3 separate regions of the Mus musculus genome follow, and regions 1 and 3 are each linked to region 2. A link is a loop called in an ENCODE intact Hi-C map of the cell type or tissue named here. Cell type or tissue: heart. All regions are shown on one strand. Region 1 holds the start of Cmklr1 (chemokine-like receptor 1). Region 2 overlaps 1700069L16Rik (RIKEN cDNA 1700069L16 gene). Region 3 overlaps Cmklr1 (chemokine-like receptor 1).

Region 1 (8,000 bases), 54 kb after region 2:
TCCCCTTCTCTGTAGCTCTGGCTGTCCTGGAACTCACTCTGTAGTCCAGGCTGGCCTCGAACTCAGAAATCCGCCTGCCTCTGCCTCCCAAGTGTTGGGATTAAAGGCCACCACTGCCCAGCTACGATTTCTGATTTCCATTTTTAAGTAGCTTTTAGGGTCAGGTCTGACCTGTGGACTCTGCTCTGGGCTCCTGGGAGGCGAAGCCTGGGCTACTGGGGGCGGAGCTTGGGCTACTGGGGGGCGGAGCCTGGGACGATCTGGACTTCTGCAGAATCCTTCACACAGGGGAAACAAGGTAGCTCTACCACACGTGGCTGTGTGCCATTGGGGAACTGACTTCAGTCTCTGTGCTGCTTCTCACTCGGGGATAAAAATGGTTTCTGCCCCATGGCATCTGCGATGCCAAAGTCCAACAGTGGGACAACGATGCCTGTCTCAGTTTTCGCAGGTCCTCTCCAGCTTCAACCTGCTCTAGCCTGGTCTCCTCTCCCTCAGGAAGCCCCCCCCCCCCCCCCCCCCGAACTGTGGCTCCCAAACTAAATGCTTTCTCTTCTAACTCGCCTTGGTCATGGTGTCTCTTCACAGCAGTAGAACAGTAACTGAGACCGAAGGTGATACCAAGGAGGGAACCGTTGGTGACAGGCCTGACCATGGGGGATTATGGGGGATGCGGAAAAGTTTGGAACTTTGGACTAAGAAAGTGGTTGAAAGCTGTAAGCAGAACTTAATGGGCCATCGTATTAGGAACGTGGAAGATCTCAGCGCTGAGAGCACTGTAGAGTCCCAACTCCCGAAGTTTCCGAGGGGAATTATATTAGCAGCTGGGTTAGAGATTAACCTTGTGATATTTTGGCAAAGAATATGTGGCTGATTTTTGTTTGTTGGTTTTTTTTTTATTATTACATATAAGTACACTGTAGTTGTCTTCAGACACACCACAAGAGGGCGTCAGATCTCGTTACAGATGGTTGTGAGCCACCATGTGGTTGCTGGGATTTGAACTCTGGACCTTCGGAAGAGCAGTCGGGTGCTCTTACCACTGAGCCATCTCACCAGCCCCTTTTTTGTTTGTTTTTGTTTTTTTTTTTGTTGTTATTGATTTTGTTGTTGTTCTTATCCTAAGAATCTGAAGAATTTTGGAGTAATTTCATTGGCAGAGATTTGGAGACAGCCTACTAGTGACTGTGTCATGGGGTCATCAGCAATCACAATGTGCTACAATGAAACAGAGCAAGCAGGATGAAAAAAATCTAAAGGGTAGTTTGATGAGGAGAACAGCAGAGTGTAATATTGGAGGCAAGTCCTGCACTTCAGGAGTTGAGCCTTCTAAAGACTGGCCCGTGCTAAGTGGAATAAAGGGATTGGTGCCTTCAGAGCAAGATCCCACACAGCTAAGCTGGCAGAATTTGGTGGCATCGAGCATGTAGTTCTGACTTTAGAGCCATGGAGGATACGGGAGTAAAGGCGTTGGATAAAGGGTGTGTGTCCGGGATGTCCTGCATGGAGGAGGCCATTTCCTGAGGGTGAATACTAGGTTACGTTGGAGACCCCGAGATGTTGGAGATGCTGCAGACAAGGTGCGGAAGCAGCACAAGAGAGTGAGGTGTGTCGCAGTGTCAGTCAGTAAGGCTTGAAGGGTGGAGCCATCTAAGCTCTTTGACATTGGACATGGAGCTACAGGATTTGGAGTTTGGGGTTTGGTCTTGCTCTGGTCCAGTTTTTCCCTCACTACCTTTTCTCCCTTCCATAATGGCACTGTATATCCTGTGTCATTGTATGTAATGTATATAACTATAATGTGTACATTGTATGCATTGGAAGTATGTGATCTGCTTTTTGAACTAGCAGAGGGGAAGAGAGAGATGTGGATTTAGACAAGCTGGTCCTCTAGGGTACTGTGTTGTATACACTATATACAATTACAATGTATACATTGTGTGCATCGGAAGTATGTGATCTGCTTTTTGAACTATCGGAGGGGAAGGGAGAGATGTGGACTCAGACAGGCTGGTCCTCTAGGGTACTGTGTGACCCTGGGGAACTGACTTAATGGCTCTGGTTCAAGCAGTTATCTGGGGAACGGAAAGGTCAGGGTAGTTCTGCCTTCTGTGTGCTAATGTCACTGACTGGCCAATTGGGAATGGCACGTAGCACTCTGAGGGGTCAGGCATTGTGGTGCTTTGAACCTGTCCCCATTGTGTAGCTGCTGGGAACTTTATCCCCCCCCCCCCCAAGGAGAGGTGGGGCCTTTAAGGGATGAATCTGTTTTAAGTGTTCTGGCAGACTAAGGCCATTGCTGCTGACAGGCTGACAGGCAGAGCTCAGCCCTCTCCTCCCTGCTCCTGTGTGGCTTCACCTCCTGTTTCCCACCACAGGCAGCAGGAAGCCCACTAGACACCAGCTTCCGGGCGGCTTCCCACCTCCAGAACCCAGATCTACAGAAACTCCCGCTTGTGAACTAATGTAGTCTTGGGTGTCCCGCTATAGCTGCAAAGACAAAGACAGGTGGTGACAGATACAACCCAATTGTCTAGGACTTTGAGGCTGAGCTGAGAAGGTACCCCCTCCCTGCCTTTGTCTTTGACCTCCCCTTCCCCCCGCTCCTCCTCCTCTTTATCCTTTCTCCATTCTTCTCTTGTCTTTATCCTCATCTCTCTATCTTTCTTCCCCTCCCTCCCCTCACTCTTATTTCTCCTCCCCTCCCTCTTCTTCTCTCTCCTCCCTCTTTCTTCCCCTCCCCTTCCCTCTTCTCTCTCCTCCCCCTTTCTTCCCCTCCCCTCCCTCTTCTCTCTCCTTTCTTCTCCCCCTCCCCTCCCTCCTCTTCTCTCTCCTCCTCTTCCTTCCCCTCCCTCCATTCTTCTCTCCTCCCCCTTTCTTCCCCTCCCTCTTCTCCTCCCCTCCCTTTGTTCCCCTCCCTCTTCTCTCCTCCTCCTCTGTATTCCCTCCTCTCCTCTCCCCTCCTCTCCTCTCCTCTCCTCTCCTCTCCTCTCCTCTCCTCTCCTCTCCTCTCCTCTCCTCTCCTCTCCTCTCCTCTCCTCTCCTCTCCTCTCCTTCTCCCCCTTTCTTCCCCTCCCCTCCCTCCTCTTCTCTCTCCTCCTTTTCCTTCCCCTCCTCTCCCTCTTCTCTCTCCTCCCCCTTACTTCCCCCCTTCTTCTCTCTCCTCACCCTTCTCCATTACCTTTCCCCTGCTTCCTTTCCTTCTTCTTTCTCTCCCCTCTCCTCACCTGTAAGTAGCTTTAGGCAGCAGGGCTTCCAACCATGACAGACCTCAGCTTGGTCTTAGCTGTGAGCCCGAGCCGGCTGCCTGGGCACAGATTCTGGTCCACGGCCTCAGCATCTCCATCCGCCATGCGTGATCTACTCTTCCAGCCCCGTTGCAGCAGGCATGGTGATGCATGACACTCTCAACCAAAGCACTTGCTATGGATCACACAGGCCAAGGACTGTTATGTCTTCCTTCTGGAGGTTGAGGACTGGGATCTAGCCTGGTTGGGCTCCAGCTCTGCCATCTCCTAGCTGGGTAGCATAGGGTAAGAAACTTAACCTTTCTGTGCCCCAATTTCCTTACCAATAAACAAGGGTAATAAAAATACCTGTCCACAACCACCACTGCCGTAGGGAGGATGTAGTATCAAGTTCCTAGCACTGTGAAGGTTGTGTACTGAGTGCCCAGTACCCTGCCTTGTTCTTGGCTACTTCAACAATTCTGTTGCTGTCGGTGCCAATAAACTAGGCACTATATCAGGTGGTGGGGACAGACTGGGGAAGACAGGCAGCAGGCAGGACAGCGTGATACCTCTGTCAGTGCTTGCTGTGATGTGGAAACCCAGAGTAGTCTGTCAGGGGAGGTTTCTTCATCACGGAGAAGGAGCTGGAAGCCATCTGGCCACACTAGGGGCAAGAATAGCACTCAGAAGTAGGGAACAGCAGGCAAGAGGCCATAGGGCTTGCTACCGTCCCTACTGCGGGCAAAGATAACCAGCTGCGGGTGGGTCTTCAGGTCGGTCAGGAGTAACTTCCCCAGCAGCCTGGTTTCAAGGCTCCATTTGCGGCTCCAGTTGTGCGCCCAGACAAGGGGCGGGTCATTCCTAGTGGGCCGTTACCACCCAGGAGCCCAGCCTGGCTGGCAGGCGAAGCCTCCTCTGGGGGAGTGGCGGGGGGCCCACTCCACACAGCTGGCGCCCCCGCCCTCCCCAGGCTGTTTCCTGCTCCTCCCGCCCCTCCCCGCTCCAGCTGTTTCTCAGGCTGAGTTCTGTCCCTGTCCCCACACAGAACACAGGACAGAGGGAGGCTCTTAGGATGTTGTGCTCCGCGGGGCTCAGACGAAATCTTCTGTGAATGGAAGAAATGCTTCCAAGCAAACAGCCACTACCAGAACAACTGAGAAAGAGGCCAGAGCGCGAGTTCTCAAACCCTGAAGTCGCAGGAGCCGGAGGGGGATATTGGAGAGAAGGTACAGCACTTGGTTCTGAGTCCTGCAGAGGGCGGGAAGGGACGCGCAGGCAGGGACTGGAGCTCCTCTTTGGGTGTGTGTCAAAGGAAAAGTTTCTAGCATAGAATCAGAGCTGAAGAGCGACGCTGGTGTTTGTGAAAACCAGCGTGGCCACCGCAGGCCATCCGTGAGGATGAATCCTTCCTCGACTCAGAGCAAAGCCCACTTGTGCCGTGCCACAGACCACCCCCGTCAGGCTCTCCGGCTCCCGAGAGGACAGTTCAGTGGCTGCTGACAAAGGCTGGCCTTGGGGGCATGTAACTACTGTGAGGTCCACTTCTCTTTTTGTTTTTTAGTATTCTGAGTGACCAGCGCTGCCATGAACACTTTGTGGGATAGTTTTGCTTTGTGTATTAGTCCCGTGGATATATTCCCATAGGTGACCCCATATCACTGTGTGTGTGTGATGCTCTGTGTGATGTCCAGATGTGCAGGCAGAGGGAGAACGTGGGGTGTCTTCTTCTGTCACTCTCTGATTATCATAAGCCTTGTCAAGGTCTCTCATAGACCCAGAGAGAGGCAGAGGCAGGAGGATCTCTGTGAGTTCAAGGCCAGCCTGGTCTACAGAGTGAGTTCCAGGACAGCCAGGGCTACATGGAGAAACCATGTTTTAAAATTATTTTATTTTTAATTATATATATGCATGCCAATATCTATGTGGGTCTGTGCATGTGAGTGCACGTGAGTCCCGGACAAAAGAGGATCAACTTCCCCTACAGCTGGTGTTACATACAGATGCTGATGAAACCATGTCAATGCTGGGAATTGAACCTGGGTCTTCTGGAAGAACAGCTGGTACTCTTAACCACCGAGCCATCGCTCCAGTTCTTCACTACCCTTTTTTAAAGATATGTGAGCTGTCTGGTCATGGCAATTTCTTCCTGCTGACGCTGTACATGGCATGGCATAGGGGTGCAATAGCCTTGAAGCCTTCTTAACACTAGGGCTGCCTGCCTCTGCTTGAGATGCTTCTGCTTGCAACTCTTTATGTGATGGGGCAGGGTCTCTCGCTGGGACCCTGAGCTCACTGACTAGGCTTAGCTGGCTGGGCAGTGAGCCCTATGGATCTTCCTGACTTCTGCTTGCAACTCTTTATGTGATGTGGCTCAGAGAGGACAGGCCACAGGTCTGAGGTCACACAGTGAGGAAGTGGAGGAGGAGGAGGTCTTGTGTTTGCTGTGTCTTAAGAAAGCCTTGATTTCCCTTTAACTCTCTCTCCTTCCCCTTTCCAAGGGGATCTGTGGTTCTGGCTTCTGTCAAGGGCAAGGCTGGCTTGTCTCAGGACCTTGCTGCTGCCAGTGTGTGTGCCTGTTCACAGTTCACTCAAGCTGCAGAAGGGGCTGGCTCGGGACTCTCTTCTGAAAGGCTTAGCTTAAACTTGTGGGGTGTCTGGCATGTGCGAGATATCATCTGAGAGCCAAGGACAAGTGGCTCTGGACTCGCCCAACTCTTTGAGGAGTAGATGAACCCCATACAGGCTTCTATCTACCTCAACCCAGTAGAGAGGTCTCCGCACCCCCATATAGCTGCTTCCACATGGTCTTATAATCTGTCACTCATCTAGTCTGTCTCCTAGCAACCTGGGGCTCACTGAGGCACAGCTCAGTGTTATGTCCCTGGGGACCTCCATCCCCTCCCTAAGAGCTGTCCATGGAGAAGCTGGGCCCCAGTTTTAGCATCTGCAGAATGGGCTGGGAGACTGGACTATAGTCCTGCCTCTTAGATGCCTGATTACGAATGACATCTTGAGGTGGTTTTCTGGACTCGACCATGCCTCACGATGAGGGTTCTAGTAACACCCCCAGTTTGCAGATTAGAAACCCGAGGCCTTTTAGGGTTCTAGAGACAGACCACCACAGACTCTATAGGGCCCCGCAGCTCTAGATCTGGGTTTGTGCCTCAGTTTCCACATCTGTGAGACGGGGTTCTGAACAGGAGCTACCCAGTAGAATTTTTACAAAGGAGAAGTGAGATAGGATCTCCCTGGCAATAATGCTTGGCAGACAGTGGTCCAGTGTGTGTATGTGCAGTATATGTATGTGCAGGTGTATGTGTGTGTGCATGCATGTTCATAGGAGAACAGACCTCTGCCTCCCCAGCACTGGGGTCAAGTGTTCACTGCCACATCCGGCTTTTACATGGTTGCTGAGGCTCAGACTCCAGTCCTTGTGCTGGCTTGGCAAACGCTTCACCCACTGAGCCATCTTCCCAGACCTTATCATGGGGTTTTCAGATTATTAATGTGACTTCTTCCCTGAACCACAGACACCTGTGACATTGTGACTGTCATCGACAGAATTCCAGGGGAGGCTCTGAGCTGGGATCTCTGTCTCTGTCTCTCCATCTCGAGAGACAGAGAGAAGCAGGGTCCTGGATATCTTCCTCTGTCACTGTCTACCTCACTGCTGTGACACCAGGCCTCTTGCCGAATTAACAGCTCACTGTTTCTGCCATAGTCTGACCATCAAGCTCCCCAAATATACAAGTCTTCTCCCCTCAATGTTGGAGTTACAGGCACACACACACTCATCCCCGGCCTTTAATGGGCAAGCTCTCTCACCCCCAGCCCCCTCCCCAGCCCTCGTGAGCATTTCTTAGAGTTCCAGTGTTTATGAATCATGCTGTCTAAAAGGTGAGCCGAGGCCATCTCTGTGCCAACGGGCTCTTCAGAAGGTTCGATGCCCTTCCTACCCGAGAGCGGCTGACGGCCCACAAGTGTTTTCCTGTTTTCCTCTGCCTAGGCTCCTGATGCTTTGCTGTACACTTGAGTTTCTTTTTCCTTCCTAAGCAAGTATTGGTGGATCTCTGTGAAGCCACATGCCCTGTGTCAGCAGTTGAGGCCAGAAGGCTGCGTGGAGAAGTGAAACTCTGCCTTATGGGACACAGCATGTTCCATCTCACCAGGTTACCCCTGGGTGGGGGCTTTGCAGCTCCTTGAAGCTACAGAGTCTGTTTGTCAAAAAAACAAAATGGCCCTGGTGGTTCACGCCTTTAATCCTAGCACTTGGGAGGCAGAGGCAGGCGTATTTCTGAGTTTGAGGCCAGCCTGGTCTACAGAGTGAGTTCCAGGACAGCCAGGGCTACACAGAAAAAAACACTGTCTCAAAAAACCAAAAAAGCAAAACAAAACAAAAACGAAAAACAAAACAAAACAATAACAAAAAAAAACAGACAGAAAGATGCAACCTAAAACCAAAAAAACAAAAAACCCCTGCTCCTCCGGGAAACAGCAGGGCAGTTTACCAGACTCCCTTCAAAGAGTCCCCATAGCTTTACAGTGGGCTGCAAACTGCAGACCTACTCCAAGGTCTCAAGAGATGAATGTTCAAGGTGTTTGTTGGACTTGAGCCATCAAAGGAGAGGCATTCTGATTCTCCTGCTGTTCCCTGCAGTAGGAGGTATAAGCTGCTGAAGACTGTGTGAGCTTCAGGAACAAATAGGCCCGAGAGAACTTACTTTCCCAAACATGAAAAAGGGAGGCCTTTTATTTTATTTTATTTTATTT
Region 2 (8,000 bases):
GGCCCAGCAAGCCTGAGGCCCTGGGCTTGAGTCTCACACTGCATATACCAAGTGTGCCGAATGACTGTCACCCCAGCAGTCAGAAGAAAGGGAAGGGAGGAACAGAAGAGCAAGGTTATCCTTGGCTATGTAGTGACTTCTAGGCTAGCCTGGGTCACATGCAAACCTGTCTCAACAAACAACTGTACAGTGGTGGTGCACGCCTTTAAACCCAGCACTAGGGAGGCAGAGGCAGGCAGATCCCTGAGTTCGAGGCCAGCCTGGTTTATGGAGGAAGTTCCAGGACAGCCAGGGCTACAACAGAGAAACCCTGTCTTGAAAAACCAAAACCAACCAAATAAACAATGCCCGCAAGCAAAAATAAAACAAAATGAAAAATTAAGTCAGAAGTAAAAGCAGACACGTGCTTTGGGGACCAGTAAAGGACAGAGACACCATCTTTACTGTGGAGTTGCAAAAGTGTGGCTTCTAGGCCTCTGCTCTGAGTTGACGTGGAGGAAGGATGCACCCAGGCTGGGCTGGCTTAGCATGCACAGCCTGTATTTCTCTTTGCAGCCAGACATCGCTCACTGGGAGATAAAGTCATTTAACTAAGACTGTTTTCTGGCTGGAATCGCTACAGATGATTTCCTGTTTGTCTCCTAAGAAGACTGGGCGACAGTCCCTGGCCTGCCAGCCTTGGGCAGGCTGCAAGACATTGATCTTTGAGCGGGGAGGTTCTGCGGTGGGTAATGGAGTCGGTCTGTGATCCAGAGGCTGTGAAAGCTCCTTCCATTTGATTCTGGCCCTGATATGAACTCATGGGCTTTACAGGAAGCTGGGTAGGAGCGATGGAACCTGGAGGATTCTTCTGCTCGCAGAGGTCTGCTCTGCTGTCTTGTCATGATGTCGCTCAACAGAGAGGGAACAGGGACAGAAATTGCGATCATGAACAAATTGCAACAAAAATGGTACATTTGCCTGCACAGAAGGGTCTGGAAACTTCTTCTGTAAAGACCCCATAATAAATATCTTCAGCTGTGCAAGCCACATGAGTGTCTCCAGGGAGACAGCTCAATTGGTTGGGTTTTGCTGTCGTAAGGATCCGAGTTCAAACTCCAGAACCCTTATAGGAAACGGCATGGTGGAGTATACTGGTGATCCCAGAATGGGGGAGAGAGTGGCAGATGGATCCTGGGAGTGCATTGGCCAACCTGGTCCAATCCGTGAGTTCCAGGCCAATGAGAGCTCCTGTCTCAAAAAACACAAGGGATGTGTTAAGAGAGATGGCTAAGCAGTTTAGAGCATTTGGTTTGGTTCTCAGCTCCCACACAGTGGCTCACAACCACATGTAATTCCAGTTGTGATTTCATAGGACACCAGGAACACGTGTGGTGCACATATATAGATACAGGCAGACACATACATAAAAAGACTAAAACAGCCAAGGTGGACAGTGAAGGACACGGACACACCCCAGACGGCTGGCTGGATTGGGTAGAGTAGCTGACTTCAGCTGGTCAGATCACACTCCTTACCCTCCTTCCTTAGAGAACTGGATTTTAGTTCCACCCAGCCATAGGTTCCCAAGTTCCCAGGACCACCGACTCACCTCCTGCCTCCTGCTTCAGGGATGGGTTCTCTCTCTCTCTCTCTCTCTCTCTCTCCCCCTCCCTTCCTTTATTTTATGTACATTATAACTGACTTCAAACACACCAGAAGAGGGCATCCGATCCCATTACAGATGGTTGTGAGCCACCATGTGGTTGCTGGGAATTGAACTCAGGACCTCTGGAAGAGCAGTCAGTGCTCTTAACCACTGAGCCATCTCTCCAGCCCCCAGGGATAGGCTTTCATTGGTTTGATTGAGGCAATCAAAACAGTCCGTTTGTCTGAATACAGTGGTTGGTTCAGGGTGGGCAAGAGGCCTCAGTCAGAAAACCCTAGTGAATATCATGGCTCAAGCACATCAGACAGGAGGAGTGAAGCCCAGGACTCCATGTCAGCTTCCTTTTGTGTTTCTTTGCAGTGCTGGGATGAAAAGCATGGCCTTGTGCATGCTGGGCAAGCAAGCTACCACTGGGCCACCCAGCCCCTTAAGTTCCTACTTGAAAATTCTATGAGATGTGACCTATGTGCTGGCAGCCTTGAGACCCTGATCAGACTTTGGTGATACTGAACACCATGCTCTATAGGTCTGTCTGCTGTCAGAGCAACTCTGCAGAAGGCCTTCCTGGTGGCTCTGTGGGGGCTGGAAGGAAGGAGGGAAGAAGGAAGGAAGGAGGAGGGAGGGAGGAGGAGGGAGGGAGGAGGGAAGGAGAAAGGAAGAGGGAGGGAGGAGGGAAGAAAGAGGGAAGAAGAATGGAGGGAGGAGGGAAGGAAGGAGGATGGAGGGAGGAGGGAAAGAAGGAAGGAGGAGGATGGAGGGAGGAGGGAAGAAGGAAGGAGGAGGAAGAAAGGGTGCTGATGTGAAGGGTTTTCTTTTTGTTTTCTTTTGGGGGGACACCCCTGTTGAGTTCACAAAGTTTGGATAAAATCTTATTTCACTCCAGAGCTTCCTGGGTGAGTGTGTCATTCTTGTGGTTTTGTACTCGTAAGAAGGAGCTATGTACATTGGTAACCGACCCCTTCCCCGACTTTTCTGTGCTACCACTGCTTTGACAAGTGGTAGGCTCCAGTGTGGAGATAAGAAAAGAACACACAAGCAGGTGAAGTGCTTTCTGAGAAAATGCAAGTTCCTGGATCTAGCTGCTCCTGAAACCCAGCCAAGTCCTGCCTTTAACAGAGGCAGCTGGAACAGCAGATGTTTTGTTGAATGTGTGTAAAAGGCTCTACCTTCTCTTAATTTGGTTTCTTCAGTAACCAGAAGGCTGAAGGAGCACAATACCCATTGCCAGGGGACTCGTGTGCGTCAAGGGGAACAAATCAGAAAGAAAGGTTTACAGAAACACCAAGAATGGGTGAGCTCAAAGTCTTATACTAAGTCCCTGAAATTGTCTAGACCTGTTCGTTTAGGGTGACTTCTGGTGGCTGCACACCCCATGGCTAGCCCTAAAGGGACCAAGGAGAACAAGCAAGTCATATGCCTGAAAGCCTTCTAAACAGTTAAGATGAGGACCCACCTGGCCAAGGCAGGAAGGATGGCTCAGTAAACACTTGCTGTATAAGCTGTGTGGCCCAAGTTTGATCTCTGTAGCCCGCGGTGGAAGTGTCTCTTGAAAGCTGTCCTCTGACCTCCACAGCATGCACGTATCTCGGGGCACGCACTAATACAATAATAATTAGTAAAAATAAAATAAAATCAAGAAGAGCAGGGGCAGGCGGTTGTGTTTGCTATCTACAGACCTCATTTCTTGTTTATTTCTATTGTTTTTCTCTTAAATTTTTTTTCTTTGCTTAGAATACAAAGTATCAATGCGGTCTGTCCTCCCCCTTAGATTTTTTTTTCCTCTTCTTTGCCTAGAATACAAAGTATCAGTCTAGGCTGTCCTCCTGGTCTACTTCTGAACAGCTTGCGCACATCCTTACAGGGTTTTCTTCCATATTTGAACACTTGCTATGTGCACATACTCACACAGACTGTTGCAAGTTTTTCTTAGTTACTTAGAAATAGGTCTTGGGCACGAGGAGACCTGGTTTCTTTTTGAAAGAGCTCTTTAATAACCTAAGGGAATATTATCTATTCCCCCCTGTGGACCGACACAGGCTTCCAGCTTTTCCTTTTGTCTGTGCATGTTTCTGTAGGAGAGGAGGCGAGGCGGATGGACTTGCAGGCTTGGAGCAGCCCTTGCCTGTTTGCTGAAAGGTCTCCCCCCTCCCTCTGCCTTGTCAAGGGTGGGCAATTAGTTTTGGCTAATCCGATCGACAATAAGATTTCCTTTTATTGTTTCAAATTTCCTTCATGTTTTTTTTTTTCAGCTCTCAAACACCTTCCTTTTCCTTGGGCAAGCATACCCCCTCTTCCTCCTGTTCCTCCCGGCCTCCACACCATTTCCTTTCTGCTTGGCGATTGGTGAGCTACAAGCATTCTGTTCTAGCTGGAGAGGGGTCCTCCCTAGGGTGTAATTAGCACCAAGGCAGCTCTGCACTTCCATCTTTCTACAAGAAATTCAAACCTTTGTCTGGAGTGGTAAAATCTAGTGTTTGACTGCAGGCCAAGTCAAAAAAAAAAAAAAAAAAAAACCAGGCCGGACAAGCAATCAAAGCTAAATGGACTCCGAGCGCTAAGCACCCCTTTCCCTGGTCGGGACAACAGCTGTCTTCCTGCCTGCTCGCCCTTCTTCTGCATCTCCCCCTCCTGGGAAGGCAGAGAGAAATCCTGACAAACGCCCCCCACTGAATGATGTGCTGTTCTCTGGGAGTTTTCAATTTGGCTGTATTGATTTATAAGGTCTTTTCAATTACTGAATTCTTGTAGGTGGCAGAGCGGAGGACCGAGGACGTGAGCCCCATGCTCGATCGATCTCAGGTACTTCCACAGGGGCGTCCGTGTGCCAGCCGGAGATTGATGAAGCCTCGAATAACGAGGCTTCCCACGCAACATTTATTAAATGAGAATCTAGAATTCATTAACACGGGAACTTGTCTGGAGAATACGAGGGGGGCGAACCCTGAGCTGCTGCACTTACTGGTAGCTTAATATATGAAGGCCATTTGGACTCTTATGAGATTTCCTCTCTCCCTTTATTGGGGTGGTGTGCTTGGGTGGCTTCTTGGGAAATGTCCGTCAAAACTCGGGGGAGATAAGGACTAGAAAAAAAAGGCCAGTTCCCCAATTCATCCTCAAGTGAGGATGGTGTCAGCAGCCAGTACTGAACCTCTGATTCAAAGCAGGGCCTCAGTATAAAAGAGAAGTGGCCAGCCAGTCAATGACCCGGAGAGACTACCAAGTACTAACCATGACTGTAAGGGAGCTGGCAGAAGCCAGGCAGTGGTGGCGCATGCCTTTAATCCCAGCACTTGGGAGGTAGAGGCAATGGATTTCTGAGTTTGAGGCCAGCCTGGTAAACTCACAGAGTGAGTTCCAGGACAGCCAGGGCTACACAGAGAAACCCTGTCTCCAGAAAAGAAAACACACACACACACACACACACACACACACACACACACACACACACACACACACACACAGAGGGAGAGAGAGAGAGAGGGAGAGAGAGAGAGAGAGAGAGAGAGAGGGAGAGAGAGAGAGAGAGGGAGAGAGAGAGAGAGAGAGAGAGAGAGCTGGCAGCACTATTTCTAAGCCCAGCCAGGTCAGCTCCCAGCTTAGAGATTTGTACCTGCCTTCACAATTGCTTCCTGGGAGTGGCCCACATGCTGGGTACTGGATTAAACTGTGTCTTAGGACTGTCCAAGTGGGTGGGTTAAAGGGGACCGGATTTAACCTTGTGTAGCTCTGGAAGTCTGATATCTAGGATGGAAGTATCTATAGGACCTGTCCTGCCTTTTTAAGGATCAGCTTCTGCTGGTCCCTGGCTCTTCTTTCTTCTTCTCTTTTTGAGAAGAGGGCATCAGATCCCATTACAGATAATTGTGAGCCGTCATGTGGCTGCTGGGGAATTGAACTCAGGACCTCTGGAAGAGCAGTCAGTGCTCTTAACCGCTGAGCCATCCCTCTAGCCCCCCCCCCCCCCGCTCTCTTTGGCCTGTGGGTACATGCCCACCTTTCCTGCTGCCTGTCTTCACATGCCACCTTCCCATGTGCTGATGTCTCTAAACCTTTCCATAGACAGACAGACAGACTCCTGCCACTGAAGAGAGTTCCCTCTCCAGATCACTTGTGACATTCCCTCAAAAGGGTCACATCTCCAAAGACCCTGTTTTCCAACAAGGTCAGTTTCACAGGTTCTGAAAGGACCCGAATCTCCGGGTGACTCTGTTCATAGTACAGGGGCTGTGGGGGACGCATCTGTTGCCACCTTCCCCACAGGAAACAGAAAGAAGAGATTAAGGAGACACAAGCCTGTTACATAGGGGCAGCTTTGCCCCAGAGTCCTTCCTGCTGTCCAATGGAGCAGGAAGGATGCCACTAATTTTTTTTTAGAGATGAGGAGACACAGGGTCAGGCAGGTGGCTCCTTACAGCTGCAAAGGGCCACAGCTAGGTCTTGCCAATTCTTTATCATAAGGGAGGTAGGAAACAGATGTACAACGCAGGACCCTACATTCCAACCACACCCTGGGAAACACTACTGAATCCCAGAGTTTTCAGTGGAGCATTCTACCTTCCCTTTGATGTCTCCTCGTCTGCTTCTGCACAGTGTACTTGGGCACAACCCTCCAAACCTGCCCAGAGTGGCTTAAGTCAGGACCCTGGCCTACACCAAACCCATTAGCCCTTGTTCTGGGGGCTTGGAAGAGAGGCCAAGGGATTCCCAGCCTCTGATGGGAGCCTGATACTGAGCAAGCAATATCTGCATCACCTACCCTGTCCCAGGGTGTGGAATGGGCAGAATCAGCAGCCAGTCACTTAGTAGCCAATTAGCAGGAAGCTGGGAGAATGTAGCTTCACAGGTGGCACCTGCAACCCAGTCATCCCCTTCCCTGTCTCCTGCCCAGCGTCTCCATGCAGCCCTGGTTGTCCTGGAACTCACTATGTAGACCAGGCTGGTCTGTTACTCAGATATCCATCTGCCTCTGCCTCCAGAATGCTGGGGGTTAATACAGCTGTGTGTGCCTCCGCCGCCACCACCCAGGTGCTTTGGTATCTGTTGCCGAATCAGAGCAATTTGGGGATAATCACCAAATCAAAAGCAAGTTGGGGTAAAAGGGTTTATTTGGCTTACACATCTGGATCACGGGCAATAGTTGAACACTACTGAGCAGCTTGCTCAGCCTGCTTTCTTACACCGTTAGGACCACCTGCCTAGGAGTGTCACCACCCAGAGTGGTTTGGCTCCTCCCCTAATGCTTCAGTCAAGAAAATGTCCCATAGACTGGCCTACAGGCTTATCTGATGGAGGTGTTCTCTCCATTGATGTTCCTCTTCTTGGATGACTCTAGCTTGGGTTAAGTTGACAAAAACCTAACCGGACATCTTCCTCTCTGCTATGGTGACTGCGTGGTTGACAAGGCTCACCATTACTGTCTAGCCCTGACAAAAAGGAAGGCACTGTGTGTCACAAGTCCAGGGGTGGTGGTGGTGGTGGTGGTGGGGGGGGGGATCAAAATGCAAGTTTAGTTTCTAGCAGACTTGTAGGCGTGTTTCATTTTCATCCCCAGAGTTAAGACGTGCAAGTGAACCATTCCTGTCTGCAAGCTTGGAAATGGTTTGTTACACATTACCAAGACTTTACTATGTGGCAGACAAAAAAATTAACGACCCCCAACAAAGAGGAACTTAAGCTATCGAGGCCTTTATTTTAAAAGATTGTTCTAGAAGATAGTTGCGTCACGGGCGTTTCCTATCTTTTTGTCTTGCCGATTCTATCGTGTAGGCCATGACTATCCTCACGGTAACTGCTCCAAGACTCTAGTCAGTGCTCAATATCAGGAAGGGCAGATGAGAGCCGGGCAGCCCTTTCTCTGCGCATGCGCGTGCCTTTCTTGCTGGTTCAGATCAGAACAAGACACAGGGCAGTATGATGGGGCTAGACAGCTCTCTATGTGTCTCTCTCTTTTTCTTAGTGTGTTTGGTCACGTGGAGGCCAGAGGTCAAGTGTTACACTGGCTGTTTTCAAGTTAACTTGCTACAAATTAGCCTTACCTGCAGTAAGGATCCCCGCCCGAGGACCCGCCCAGATTGTTTGGATTGACATGGGAGGACCCGCCCAGATTGCTTTGACAAGCTTTCTGCTAGCAGTGATAGAAGGTTGTGGCAGAAAGAGGGCCACTCCCTTTTGCTCTCTTGCCCCCTGGGTTGACTCAGCCTGCTGCTGTTGCTGCTGTTGCAGGTTCCTTTGCAGACATCAGAACCCCGAGTGCGCGCAGGCTCCCTGCATGGACTAAAGACTGTGGATGAGGAGTCAGGGAAAAGCTGTGTCCCCAGAGACTGACTGGTTGGAACCAACTTCCGTGGAGAGG
Region 3 (8,000 bases), 71 kb after region 2:
CAGGGACTGCTCCTGGGCCAGGCTGGAAGATTCTTCCGGACTCTTCTTGAAGGGTTTGGGAGGTGGCTTCTTCCTCCCACTACCCCACACCCGGGGTTTTTGTTATTTTATTTTAGACCCCAATAAAAAATAGAAATGCAATTTCAAGATGGCGACTGCCAGGGGTCCTCAGCATGCCAGGTCACCTCCAGACCACCCCCACTCCTTGCACACACAGGCTCCAGCCTCAGTCTCAGGGATGACACTGGGGATGTGCTCTGCGAAGAGCCTGCCTCTCTAGCTCCCTGGCTACTCTCTGAACCCCACCATCCGGATACACCCATAGGGTTGCCTAGAGAGCCAGCCAACCGGTGCCCCGCAGAGCTCCTGTTTCCCTGCTCCCTGCAGCAGCCCCAGATGCAGCAGGTAGAGGTGGAAACCGAAGGACTAGCTCTCACAACCAGAGCCAGAGCAGGTATTTCCGTGACTGTGCTGCAGGTGTGTAGCTGGGCTGAGTGAGGACCGTGTGGCATCAGAGGACGTTCAGAGGACGTTCTTCACCGCTTAAAACAGCCTGGCTCTGTGAAAATGGGCGGGCAGTGTTTCCCCATTATAGAAGCCCTTCAGGGGCAGAACATTTACCTAGCAGGCACAAGGAAAGCCCTGAGTGCTCATCTCAGCCACCACATTCCAACAAAACAAACCAAAAGTTACAAAGGATAACACAAAGGGAAACTTAAAACAACAAACTCTGGTAAGCCGGAGTGGAAGGCTAAGGATTCAGTTGTAACATTGTAGCACATATAACAAGATTGCTTACAACAGTGTTACATTAAGAAACTAGGCAGAGACCAAGTGCCCCGCCTGATAACATCCTAACAGTAAGGAATTGGTAGCAAGAGCACATGCCCTGGGGAACTGGTTATTGAAAAGCTGGTAAGCCTAACACTGAAATACTATGCAGCTATCTGGAAGGGTGAGCTATGTCTTACCATCTCCCAAATCTACTACTGGGTAAGGAGGGCATGTGTATATTTTCTTCAATGCAAAGTGGGAGGGAAATCAGGAAAATCCTTTGTAACTACCCAGAGGCTATAAAAAGACACCCAAAAAACTAGTAGAAGGAGCAGGATGCCCTGGGATATGGACGGTGGTGTGGGAGGGGTAGTAGGGCTTCTCTTTATAGTTCGACATAGTGTGAACATCTCTAAATAGAGTTGTATCACCTAGTCAGAAACGTAATAACTAAAAATAGATCAAACTTGAGTCAGGAGTAGAGGGCCTCCCAGGAGACATCAATAGCAAACGTTCTGTTTTGAGCATGTGCAGGAAACTTCTGGGCCTCCGTCATCTTCCTGGACAAGTCTGGGACTTTGAACCACCTCCACTTTCTTTTCCCTGTCACCGGGGAAGAGTCCTGTGGGGCTCATGTAGGAATCTGCTGAGTTCCGCATCTTCTGGCCAGCTGGGGTGGGCATCTGGCAGCTTCCTGTGGGCCAAGCTGGTGTTTCAGCACAGGTCTGCTGTCTCTCTCCCAAGGCAATTGGGAGACCGAAGCTTTCAGGAGAACTACGGCTCTCCTCAATGCTCCCTTCCAACGGCGGTAGAAGTTTCTAGAGAAGTCACTGACCCCATGCTCAGTCCATAAAATGGCCTGAGATGTCTTAACCCTTCTGGATGCTGCCAGGACTTTCCCAACCACTGTCCCCCCACGTTGTCACCAAACAGCTTTGGTTGAGTAATGCCTCTTCCGAACAGGGCTGCAGGTCAGGGCAGAGCTCCTTGCCGGGGCGTGCAAAAGGCCCTGGGGTCTGTCTCCAGCATTTCGTAAGTCAGTGAATAAAAAACAAACCTCAGCCTTTCTGTGAGGTCACCCAGAGCCCTAGATAAGCTTCCAGGGGCTCCTCCTCTGCTCAGCACAGGGGCTTCTCCATTGCCAGGGACTCAAACCCCCTAGAGCAGAGCTCAGGCTGCTCCTGCCAGGTCTCTAAGTCTTGACTCTTTTCTCTGATCTTATAGCCTATCCCTTAGTCCCTCTCCCTCTACCATCTCTCTTCTTTCCTCTGAGTTTTCTCCATTACTTCTTCTGCCCCTCCACCTTTCTGTCCCTACCATGGTGTTGCCTGTCCACCCCTTTCCCCAGACCTGTTTTAGCTCCCTGGTGCCTCCTCCTGACTATGGTCTCCAGGTCCACCAGGCCCCACAGGGCAGTCTGAAACACAGAGGACTGGAGCCAAGGGTGGGCCAACCTTGAGAACAGTGGTCAGTGCAGGCACCTGGCCCAGGTGTGTGTGTGTGGGGGGGTACACTTTTGGCTCTGCAAACATCTGTCCTGAGAACCATGATGCTTTAGAGATGAGGGGCCGTGTTTTACTGTTGCACTGGGCCTGTCCACATCTCAGCTGGCTGTGTAGAGTTTGTGACCTTTCTAGAGGAAGTTCACCCCACTTGAGACAGATGAGAGCCAGAAGTGGCTATGATTCGGAAGGGTGGGGATTTGGTGGCACCTGCAAGCCTGGTCACAAGAGTCAGAGAGGTCATCTGCTCTCCTGTGATCCATGGTCAGGTCATTACAATTAGAACATACAGGCAAGTGGGAGTTATTTCTGTACAGAGCATCCATGAGGGTCCCGGGCATCTCCTGACCAGTGTGTGTCTGCCTCGGTGAGCAGCTGTCTGAGACTTAGTTTCCTTATCTTTCAAGTGTGGATCACAGCAAGGCCAGGTTCCTCGATTATCACTGGAACATCAGGACGAGAACTTGGCTGGAGACTGAGGCTAGAGACCCAACCTGGGCACTGTGGGAAGGAAGGATGGATACAGTGTGGGCACAGGGATAACAGGTGTAACTCGGGACTATCTGTGGCAAGCAGGGATGCTACATGGAGCCCCAAGCCTTGTTGAGTTTGTATGGTAAACCTTATCAATAAACAAGGAGTGTAGGGATCACAGGGTTGGTCCAGGCCTGTTCCACACCGGAGCAGGGACTCAGTAGTGTCCCTTGGGAATAGTTTAGATATTTCTTTTGGTTTTCAGCCACATATATCCCCCTCCCCCCGCCGGACTGAACAGCTAACCCTCCCTGGTACACCCAGAGGACATGCTTGGCTGAGCTGCTGTTTGGAACCCTGTTACCAACTCCGCATGGCCAGTCTCTCCTGAGATACCCCAGGCTGGGTGTGGCTAGGTCCCCAGGGACCCTGTCTCTGTAGCCCAGCAGGAATCCGCCTCACTGTGGTTTGGACTGTTCAGAGCCAGGATCATGTGACCTGGAAGCTGGCACCTCCTCGCCTGCCAGGAGCCTGGGAGCAGTTCCGGCATCGTCTGGTCTGGTCTGTTTCCTTCTCAGCCAGCCCTTGGCTCGAGGTCTGTTCCTTCCAGGTCCCTTCCTCCTTTCACTCTTACTTGTAATTTATGTTCCTCCGATACAAACTTTTCCTTTGACCTCCCAGCTGCTTCTGGACCAAAGCAGTGCTCAAGCAAACAGATGAATGGATAAACCCATCACACCCACCGGGCAACTCACCCCGCATCCTGAAGGCTCAGGGTGGGGCAGCTGGCTGGGAGTTAGGAAGGATGCTGAGAAAGCACCGGCTGAGGTCAAAGGGGGAAGCGGGCACTACAGGGGCAGGGAGGTGACCGTGCATTCCTGGTGGCTCCAGGGGCCTGAACCAGGCCACTCAAGTTCAGTTAGTAAATGGAGAAGAACTCCCCGTGACACAGGAGTCTTACTAGAAGTTCTGCTGACTGGGGACTGTTCACCCAGCCTGAAGTACCTCTCTGCAAACTACAGGCCAACGGACGTGTGTGTTGCACTGACCTGTTACAAAGGTGGGGTGACCTGCAGGGACATTCCTCGTTCACACACTGAATCCTGTGCCCTAAGATAACCTTCAGTTCTTGCAAGGGACAGGCGATGTAATGCTCTGTGTGTGTGAGGTTCATGAGGTCCTAAGTACACCCAATCTGCAGATGTGGGCCTGGGGTCCTATGACACAGAATGACAGTAACTGAAAGTCAGGTTACAGCTAGATAAGGTTTTGAGCTCTCTCTCTCTGTCTCTCTCTTTCTCTCTCTGTCTCTCTCTCTTTCTCTCTTTCTCTCTTTCTCTGTGTGTATGTACTCTCTTTTGAAACATGATCCTTCCCCAGAAGGCAAGGGTATTACAGATTACAGGCTTAGACTTCCAAGTTTAGTTTATGAGGTGTTGCAGATAGGATCCCGAGATTCGTGCATAGCTGGCAAGCACTCTGACAGCCGAACAGCACCCACCAGCCCTGGGTCAGATTTACTGCCATTAAATGAGGCTAAAGCTCTCGACACTGAGCCTGGTGACCCCCTTCTTCCCCAACATGAGTTGGCAGGCTTTCACCCCAAAGCTCTCTGACAATGACCTGACTTTTCTTTGGTCCTCAGCCAGCATCTTGTCCCCTGTTTGGCGGCAAGGCAGGGCAAAGGGGCCACTTCCTTGGCCAGACCCCTCCCAGGTCAAAGTGTGGGCTTTGCCTTGGAAGAGGTAGCAGTGTCGATGGAGTGGACAGTGGCGGGGCAGACTGACCCCACCCCTCCTCCCCAGAGCCTGGGAACAGGGTGGGACCTCACACTCCCCCATCCTGGCAGCATCTATGGCCCATTCATCACTGCCTGAGCCAAGGCCGTGGACTTCTCATGGGCTAGACCGTAGCTGGGTGCCTGGGGCAGGTCAGGGTCCTGGTCCTCTCGAGTTCCCCTGGGTTGTATAGGTTCCTGCAGCCCCCTGCTTGCCTTGGAGCCAGTTTTGTGTCTGGAGACAGTTTTGTGAAGAGATGGGAATTTGGGGGGGGGTGGGTCACTGGAAGTTCTTGCGATGCCGGAGGTCTGTTGCAATGGCAGACAGACAGAGGGAAGTCTGGGGGCAGGGCAGCAGCCAACAGATGACCCACAGGAAAGGCTAATGGATGAGAGGACCCCCGCAGGTATCAGACAGGGAGGCAAACCCTGGGACGAGAGAAGGATGAAAACCCAGTGCGGACTGACTTGGTCAACCTGTCGGGGAGCCTGGTACCAGGAGGTTTATCCCTAGTGTAATTTAGGGGGAAAAAGTTTCCTGGAGTAACGCAGTCCCCAGTGCACACGGAAACATAATTGCATCGAAACTCAACTCAGGGTAGTGTCATTTCTTCCAAGAAACTGGGTTGTAGAAATAAGCTTCCTGTACTAGCTTAAGGACCTAAGAGTCATGGGTCATACAGACAGCATAGAGGTCATTTAGAGTATTATGGTCTGGCCCAACAGATAATGAAGATCACAGGCTCTTAATCACTTCCAAGCCCCACCTTCCTGGACGGAAGAACAGGTTTTTCACCTTTCCCATCGGAAAGATGCTTCACACTACTGGTTTCTCTAGAGACCTGTGGCCTCTAGGATCTTCAGGCTCTGGGCAAGTGGACAGGTGTTGTCACGGACAGTGTAGGTCCTAAGAGTCTGGCTGCCCGCATCCCAGGTCCACTGCTGGTCCTTCCTGGAGCTGTGGTCTCTGGCTGGAGCCATTGCTACTCAGTGCCTCAGTTTCCCCTGCAGCCTCCTCTCTTCCAGCGCAGACCCCATGTCATCCACCCAGGTCTATCTCTTTGGGAAGACAGACAACTCTGCTTGCAAGCCTCCACCACTCCTTGCTGCCTGCTTGACACAGCCTCAGACCCCTTGGGGTGTTGCCGGTGTCTCCTCCCATCTCCTCTCTCTTTAGCTACCTGTTATCAGGCCTCTGTGACCTGTACACAGCAATCCCCACTCCCCCACCGGGATACCCTCTTCATCTATCTGGCAAAGGATTTATGCCCTCCCTCCAGAGATCAGGTCAAATGTTATCTCCCCCAGAAGTTTCATCTTGTCCCCAGCCTCCAGCCTCCAGCCCCTTGCTATGTGCAGAGCCAGGACTCATGGTGACCAGCAGGGACAGGCATTTTTTTCAGATCCCCATGCCTTCCCATGACAGAGGAAGGCTGGGATGACTCCGTCCCTCTCTCTTACCTTCCCTTGCTCTTCCTTGCACTATGGCAGAGATTCAGAGCATGCGGCGTGGTAAATTGCAGCTGACTTAGTGTCCCCACATTGAGGAACAGCAGGAAGGAGTCTGGGCTTTGGCCAGCTCCACCCTGATAGCGGAGGCCAGGAGGACTGGACTTAGGGCAATATCTTATGACCCTGACCATGCTGTTTGTCTCTGAGGGTAGGGACTGGGCCATCTTACTCCGCGGCACCTCGCAGGGAGGGTGGCAGGCAGGAGGTGCTCACTTGGAGTATTTTCCTAGAAAAGGTGGATGCACACAAGGGTGCCGGGCCCACGCCTGCCTCCAGACCTTTGCACTTCCCTTTCCCACTTCCCAGAATGCACTGCTACCACATGGCTTCCCATCCCTGCGCGAACATCTACACGCAAACATTAGCTCCTCAGAGCGGCTTCCCAGAGGCAGCGTGGTCGGACCCTGCTGCGTTCCTGCGCCTGCTGCTCCTACTTAAAAGCACAGCTTTGTCTGCGGTGCTTCTTGAGGTCAGTCTTGCTTCTGAAACACTCAGCACAACCTCATCCTCGTGGGCATCCCGAGGGCCGGGAGCTTCCATCTCTCTCAGTCTTCAGGTGTAGGATCGGAGGCACGGAGAGATGTGGGGCTTGCCCCGGTGATGCAGCAGAACCGGGCCTCCGGAGTGTTTACTCTGCCTTGCATTGTTTCAGGTGTTTGTCACCCACACCCTTTCGCACGGGTAGCCATGTTCTGTTCTGTATTATCCCAGCGTCCGCGGTTGGCCTGGCCCACACATGCTTGGTTAGTGTTTTCTGGAAAGGAGGAGGGAGCAGGGATTTGGGGAAGGAGAATGGTTGCTCCACAGAGCCCAGTCCAAGGTCAAGGTCACCTGGCTGGAAGTATCTCCATCTCTTGGAGGCTTGAGCCTATCTGGGTGAGGCTCACTCCCCCCCACCCCCCGAAGGAGAACCTCTGTCTCCTGACCCCATCCCTGGCAGAGATGCCAAATGGAGCTTTGCCCTTTACCACCATCATTTGGGGGTCCTTCCAAGTCCACTTCCTGCCACAAAGGAGCCAGGGGTCTCTGATGCACAGTGGGTGGTGGTGGTCACTATTGAGCAGTGGACAAGGACCCCTAATGTGTGCTTTGACCAGACCACTCAGACAGCTGACAAGGACTGGGGGTGGGGGGGAGTGGACCCTGGACCCTAAAGCACTGAGCCCCCAAGGAGCTGGTTGGAAATGTGTAGCAGCTGACCCGTAGGTGACACCTCTTTGCTGTCAAAGCTGCACAATGCTGGAACCAGGAAGTTCCTTCCCACTGTCCACAGCCCGGTGATGGAGACGAAGGGCCTGGGGCCCAGAGATGTGAGGCAATTGTTCCCTGTCAGCCCACCCAAAAGGGCTGGGGCCGGGATGCTTCAGATTCCTGTGAAACTCAAGGGAGGAGGCAACCACGGGGTGGGAGCACCCATTCTGCCCACTCACCCGTGGCCAGCAGATCCAAGAAAGGTCAGCTTGTGTGAGTCTCAGTTTTTCAGCTGTGGAGTAGGGCTGAGGAGCTAGTGGTGTCTCCAGACAGCCACAGAGGCTGGCTGTTCCGCTGAGCCACCGCCCGGCCGTTGTCCTTAAGCTAGCAGTATGTCTGAAACGGGGAACTGAGTCCCAGGTTCAGGATGGATTGTCTGGCCAGCCTCCCCTTATCCCCATGGAAGGCAAACTAGCAGCACAGTGGCCCGTTCTGTGGTCTGTGTGCTGAGTTCCTATTGTGTGCTCTCACGAGTGTTTCCTCCCCTGCCCGTTTGCACCCTCAGAGGGATGAAGACATGGACCCCATTTACACAGTCAGCTCAAAGAACAGAGGTGGCTAGTCCATGTGAGAGCTACAGAGAGCCTTTGGCCCTACCTGGTCTGGCTGGCTCCCAGTTACAGCTTCCTATCCGTTCCTGCAGTTAGGATTGCCTGTTCTAGTCAGCCAGAGCCCAGTGTGGCATTTGGCAAACTCATCTTGAATGTCCG

What was found. A loop is a pair of places that touch in the nucleus more often than their neighbours do. Peaks named below come from ENCODE experiments on the same cell type or tissue, not always from the same donor. Only the 100,000 strongest peaks of a DNase experiment are listed, where the experiment ranks them.
Region 1: a loop joins it to region 2, with 2.0 times the contacts of the local background. A loop is called at or near these places in 4 of 42 quality-filtered maps.
Region 3: it touches region 2 in a loop (1.9-fold over the local background); 2 of 42 quality-filtered maps call a loop at or near these places.

What each region holds. Positions count from the first base shown.
Region 1 is chr5:113,646,677-113,654,676 of GRCm38, reverse strand. Cmklr1 (chemokine-like receptor 1) reads left to right here and starts at 4,287. Exons shown (of 3, transcript NM_008153.3): 1 at 4,287-4,456. Gm52823 (a long non-coding RNA gene) reads right to left here and starts at 3,933. Exons shown (of 3, transcript XR_003955975.1): 1 at 3,800-3,933; 2 at 3,228-3,519; 3 at 1,106-2,490. In heart, CTCF peaks have their summits at 928 (motif pointing right) and 4,482 (motif pointing right); DNase peaks (open chromatin) are centred at 2,286, 4,136, 5,766, 7,326 and 1 weaker place; H3K4me3 peaks cover 1,636 bases; H3K27ac peaks cover 1,187 bases; H3K27me3 peaks cover 3,882 bases.
Region 2 is chr5:113,700,345-113,708,344 of GRCm38, reverse strand. All of the region lies in intron 2 of 1700069L16Rik (RIKEN cDNA 1700069L16 gene), which reads left to right. Among named protein-coding and RNA genes, the nearest start is that of Gm46919, 5.6 kb to the right of the region's middle. In heart, no CTCF peak of the experiment used is centred here; a DNase peak (open chromatin) is centred at 3,894; H3K27me3 peaks cover 1,898 bases.
Region 3 is chr5:113,629,726-113,637,725 of GRCm38, reverse strand. The region is part of intron 1 of Cmklr1 (chemokine-like receptor 1); the gene reads left to right. Among named protein-coding and RNA genes, the nearest start is that of Gm15736, 10 kb to the left of the region's middle. In heart, no CTCF peak of the experiment used is centred here; DNase peaks (open chromatin) are centred at 1,395, 1,785, 3,225, 4,535 and 2 weaker places; H3K27ac peaks cover 3,027 bases; H3K27me3 peaks cover 740 bases.